Regions from separate parts of the Mus musculus genome. Here region 2 is linked to region 1. A link is a loop called in an ENCODE intact Hi-C map of the cell type or tissue named here. Cell type or tissue: left cerebral cortex. All regions are shown on one strand. Links, peaks and the distances in the headings refer to the core of each region. The heading gives the core; the rest is flanking DNA. Region 1 has its middle 22 kb from the start of Gm31867. Region 2 overlaps Stat1 (signal transducer and activator of transcription 1).

Region 1 (2,918 bases), core at 306-2,805:
AGGGAAGAGTGTCTAACTCCCGCCACTGTTTTCAGCACTTGCCTTTCTGCTGAATGAATGGGGGCAGGGAGGGGGTGTCCATCGGGGAAACCATATTGGGTTGGAATCCTGTATTTCATGGCTGCTCAGGATGGCTACGTGAACACAGCATGTCAGTACCGTATGCAGATATTCTTCCTGCATAGCCTGCGCAGAATGACACCATATAGGATCCTATTCAGAATTATTGCAAATTGAATCCTCTCTTGGAATGGGGAGACGAGATGAGGCAGCTCTAGTCTGGCTTGACCTTGTGCCCTGTGAGCCCAAAGCTAGAAAGCTGTTTTTGTGGAACTGTCTTTAGTATCTTTCCTCTCCTTACTTCCTATGAACTCTTTCTCTGGCATTCTGTTCAAAGTGCTGTGAACCTTCAGGATCCAGTTTCTGTCTAGAGGGAACAGCTGCAGTGTCAACATATCAGATCTGTAAACCTATATACCATATCATATACCTGATCTCGGACAACTCCCTTTCAAAGGTGAAAAGTGAAATTGGTGAATAACTCTTATAGGACGTATGTGGCATGGGCAGGCTATCCTCAGAGAGTATTCCAAGAGTCTGAAAGATAAGATAAGCAGACAGAGACTAGACTAACTTTTAAATCAGGAAACTCAGGATAGAGGGTTCCAGTTACTGGGAGTGCCAGTACCTGGCAAACACAGAAGTGGATGCTCACAGTCATCTATTGGATGGAACACAGGGCCCCCAATGGAGGAGCTAGAGAAAGCACCCAAGGAGCTGAAGGGTCTGCAACTCTATAGGAGGAACAACAATATGAACTAACCAGTAACTCAGAGATTGGCTTCCCTCTGTCTCCTGAGATTAAAGATGTGTCTGTATTACCAGCTGGGATCACACAGACCTAGAAGACCTTTGGCTATTATCCCTTGCCAAAACAGCCACATTCCTGGATTAAAATTCTCTACAGGATCATATCTTTGTACTATTACCAATTGAAAGACTATTTCCGACAATAGCTGTTTAACAGACATTTCGTGAGTAAATGAATTAATGAATAAATCATTGGGATTACACATTTCTATTGAGTACTTATAGTCGTGGGACACCATGAAGGATGAAGATGGAGTAGCAATCAAAACCTGTGCTTCTATATATGAAAAAGTATGCCTAAGCATTATACCGTCCTTCTGCCTAAGGGGATGAATTTTATATGGATGACTAATTAGACATGTTTACTAACAGTAAAGGGGATGTTATTGCAATGAGTTCTGGGCTCTGACATAATTCGAGAATTAAATATTAATGAGGAAGGAGAGACATCAGGATGGATGAAGGGCATCATTTGAGAAGAACAGAAAAACATAATGGTATGCACGCACATTTGAGGACAAAGAGGGCTAGCTGTAATATGAATTCATGGATTGAATCTGAATTCATAAAACCTCTTGTATATATCAGTGGCATTCTGAGAGGAATTAGAGTCACTCTCACATGATGCTAAAAGTTCTCAGTCTGGGCAAGAAGAGGGGACAAGAGTGTAGTGCTGCTCATAGAAGGTTGTGAAAAGCAGTCAAACAAAGAATAGCCTGGAGGTTTGTTCTAAGGGGTATTCAGCAACCCACGGGACACCTCCTCCGCCTCCTGGCAGAAGCAGAATCCTGCTGCTCCTGTGCCAGCAGAGGCAATGTTTAGCTCTCTTAGCTGAGCTCATCCTCAGGAAAACTAGAAAAGCAGACAGGATTTGCCACCAACCTGTTATAGTTTCTCGTCTTTGTACAGACCCGGGCATCCTCTTCTCTTTTCTCTAATTTCCAGATTTCCTTAATCTCATTTGTTTACGAGGCTCTCTCCCTATCTACAGCTTCCCGTCAGGGCATCCTGACATGCTATTTCCTGGGCCTCAGTCCCTCCTAGTCCTCCCTAGTGACCATGGCACCATGTTTTGTCTCTAGAAAATTTGTTTGACCACTTTGAGCTGGATTGTTAGTGGCTGACAATTGTTTTGACTCCTAGTGTGGTATTTTCCCACATGGGAATTCTTCCAGCCGTTCCAATGGTTTAATCAAAAGGTGAAGTAAATGTTAAATATTAAGTAGAAGAAACTACTTGAAAAGCTTAGTCATATGAAGATTTCCATTTAAAGTGTATGTTAATCCTTTCAAAGATTGAGATTTTTTAACAAATGGATTCCAGGTATATATACATATATCAGTGAAATAAGCAAAGCACACAGTACTTAAAATTTTGTTTTTACTTTTATGATTTTAAAATACCACTGTTTGTATTTTGAGGAGTGCATTTGTCAAAGTAGCTAATCATGTTGATTTTTTTTAAAGACCAGGACAAATATATAATGAGAATTTGGAAGACTGCCCAGTAAGTTTTTTGAGACATGAGTGATGGTGGCTGCTGTATCTTCTATGCTCTTTCTTGACTCTTCCTGACCAGGGCACACCCTGCCCAACCCAGGGTGGATATAAGACAGGTCATTGTTTCGTATTCTAGTGACACAGGAGTCCATTGTGTTCACGGTATTTGGAGAGGGAACCAAGGAAGGCTGCCATGAATTATTAACAGCTGCTCTTCTGAACCTGTTTGAGAGTGTGATGCTGCTTGCTTCCCATGCTCCTGAGACCTCATTCTTCTAGGATATGAGAAAGAAAAAAGGGGCGGTGGGGACAAAAGTGAAAGTAAGCACAGAGAGATGGAAGAGAAATGGAGGCAAGGACCACCACAGTGCTTCTCACTGTCCGTGGGATGGCAACACTGGCAAAGAAAACTTGCCAAGATTTGGCCAGGGATTTGATTGGCAGTGCCTGCTCACTATATTTTCCTTACTTAAAAACAACTGCCTCCAGATTGCATATTTCATCCAATCCCTGATAGAACACACCTTAGGTTTTAAGCATTTGTGGTTT
Region 2 (2,918 bases), core at 228-2,727, 120 kb after region 1:
GGCATTGGTGGTGCACACCTTTAATCCCAGCACTCGGGAGGCAGAGACAGGCGGATTTCTGAGTTCCAGGCCAGCCTGATCTACAGAGTGAGTTCCAGAATAGCCAGGGCTACACAGAGAAACCCTGTCTCGAAAAAAAAATAATAAAATTATCTGATACTCATATTTGGCTAAGGATTCAAGAAGTCACTGCTTTCTCCAAGTTTATGGCTAATTAAGACAACCAGCTAAAACCGATAAGTTCAGCCCACTAAAAAACATGAGTTCACCTATATCTAATTTTAGTTAAAAAAAAAGAAAAATTGCTTTAAGAAAGCTGGCCCCCTTAATGGATGTGCAAAGACAATTTTATTCAATCCATGACCAAAAAGACAACAAAAACCCTTTAACTTGATGGAGTACTCATGAAAATGGTCTTACTTCTGTTGGTGTTTAGTTTTGTGTAGCCATTGCCACCAACAAAGCTAGTCCCTGAGGAGAGCAACCATGCCTTGGCAGAAGCTGCAGTAAGGAGCACGGTTGTTTTCTTCCCACTCACATGAAGGATGCCCACTATAGTTTGATAGAGCATTGGATCTAAAGTTGACTTTGAACTGTGCCATATGTAAAACAGTGGAAGACTTCCGGCCATCCAGGAGAGGGGAAGTGCCAATGTCTCCCGGGACAGAAACATTCCTCCATCAAGAAGGCCCCTCCCCCATAAGTATGTCTCTTTCCAGTGATGTGCAGCACTTGGGCACTGATTACAGACCATTACTAAAGTGACCGTTCTCCTCACCTTGCCCCAAATACTCGCACTCTAGTCCTGGTGCTTGGGTGGATCTCTTGGTCTTTGTTTACAAAATCCATTTTGTGTTAAGTGACTTTCCATTTCACCTTCAGTAAGATGCATGAAGTCCTTCAGAGTAACAGGTTTCTAATTAGAGAAATATCCACTTTCTACCAGCAGTGCTCAGCAAATGTGATGCTCTTTCTTTCTTGCATTTCCCTAGAAATACTGCATATGAAGGAACAGTAGCAGGAAGGAATCACAGATGGGAAAAAAATGTCGCCAGAGAGAAATTCGTGTTTATACTGTGCTCATCTGCAAGAGACAGAATGTAGGTAGGTTCAGTACACGGACTTTGGGACATGTGATTCATGCATTTCACACCATTGCCCTCCCTAGAATAGCGAGCAGGAGAATGCCCCCTACAGCAAACCACCACCATGGAACCAGAAGGGCTAGTGCGTCCTCTCATTCTTCTGGAACTAATCAGGGCCTTTTACACCACCTAAACTGATGGGTTATTACTGTCTGGCCTCCTGGATTAATGCTGTGACTCATCCCAGACACACTATATAAAGCTTTCTGCTGTTATGCAAGTCTGGGGACAGCAGCACGGCAATTCGGCTCATTCAAAACGGTGTGAGGAAATGCTGAGCCATGTGCCGGGGTGGGGGGGGGGTGCGGGGGGAGGGAATTGATGACCTTCCCTTAAAGGCCACTGAGTAAGCAAACTAAGCAAAGCCAGTGTTTCAGACGTGGGCCAGTAAATCAGAAGTAAAATCACTGTCAAGCGCCTCAGCTCCCTCCCTAGTCTGCGAGCTGCCCTGGATACAGGAGTCAGCAAAGTGTTCCTCATAGAACACTGGCCTGCCCCTGACTCTGACTTCCATGTTGGTGCAGTTCCAGATGTCTTAGAGGTGGCTCTGTTCCTCGGCGGGCCGCTCTGAAGGCATTTCTGACCCAGCTGTTGCAGGGTATGGGCATGTGTGTGCTATTGGCATCAGGTATTCTAGAGAGTAGAGGCCAGGGTGCTGCTAAACGTCCTTCAGGGTATAGGACAGCACCACAGTGGAGAATTCTGTAACCCTTGAGTGCCCCAACACAAACACACCGCTAGATTGCAAAGAAAGCCTCTTGAGTTTTAGGAAAGCAATTTTAGACTGAAAAGCATGTTGAAGGGTTTGCCTCCAGTTGCAGTGTGGCCGATGGCACCATTCTATAAAATGGTGTACTGTAGAAGCAGGGGAGAAGAGGAGAGAGAGATGAACACAACCTGCACCCATATCCTCTAACTATGTGACTGGCTTACTAACCTCTGTTAACCTCAAGTTCTTCATGTGCGAAGTTGGCTAACAGTGCCTAACACATAAGGTCTGGTCAAAGTATAAAGTCTGAAAGCATGTATAAAATGTCCAATACAACAGAAGAAAAATAGTAGACAATCTGTTAATATGAGCTCTGGGCAAAGGCCTCTAGGAAAGTAGGCTAGGTCTATTCCAGTCCATAGGGACTTGTATGGAAATGTTAGACTAAATAAATACCCAAGTCATATTACAGAGAGCAGCGCTGGTATACTGGCCCTCGTGCACAATTCCTCTGGAGCCTGAGAGCCAAGGCTGGACCAACCATCAACCCTGACTACCTTTTTAGCCCATGGGCCACCTCCACCTCAGAGCACACAACTAATTCCATTTGCTTATTTTGTGACAGAGGATGTAGCCCTGTGTGGCCTCCACCAGGAGACCTTCCTGTCTCAGCCTCCTGACTGCCTGGATTACAGACAGAGTCATCTCACTTAGCTCATATGCTATAATTCCAAAAGCAAATGTTGGACAGAAGTCAAGAATAAGCTCGAGGACAGAGCACATCGTGGTGGCGTTACGGTGACTTGACAGGCCCATCTCATTCTTCCCTGGTCTAAGAGTAGGGCCCCTGCTAGAGCCCCTGAGATTGTTGGGGGTTCATCTGGAGACTACTGCGATGAGTGGACATTTGCTAATTTATTGTATCTGTATATCTTTATTCCATAGATTAAACAAAAAACCCACTGGAATAGAATAGCTACAGGGGGTGTCCAAAGACTACAAACCCGTTTCCTGGAATTTGTTTGAGGGTGTCAAAGGCCCCATGATATCACCTTCCAGCATAC

The links. A loop is a pair of places that touch in the nucleus more often than their neighbours do. Peaks named below come from ENCODE experiments on the same cell type or tissue, not always from the same donor. Only the 100,000 strongest peaks of a DNase experiment are listed, where the experiment ranks them.
Region 2: it touches region 1 in a loop (3-fold over the local background); 1 of 42 quality-filtered maps calls a loop at or near these places.

What each region holds. Positions count from the first base shown.
Region 1 is chr1:52,279,125-52,282,042 of GRCm38, reverse strand. No RefSeq gene overlaps it. Among named protein-coding and RNA genes, the nearest start is that of Gm31867, 22 kb to the right of the region's middle. In left cerebral cortex, for the core only: a CTCF peak has its summit at 1,676; a DNase peak (open chromatin) is centred at 1,654; H3K27ac peaks cover 1,327 bases.
Region 2 is chr1:52,157,449-52,160,366 of GRCm38, reverse strand. It overlaps Stat1 (signal transducer and activator of transcription 1), which reads right to left. Exons shown (of 25, transcript NM_009283.4): 25 at 1-1,084. The coding sequence ends at 1,070. Among named protein-coding and RNA genes, the nearest start is that of Stat1, 39 kb to the right of the region's middle. In left cerebral cortex, for the core only: no CTCF peak of the experiment used is centred there; DNase peaks (open chromatin) are centred at 1,133, 1,276 and 1,769; H3K27ac peaks cover 1,913 bases.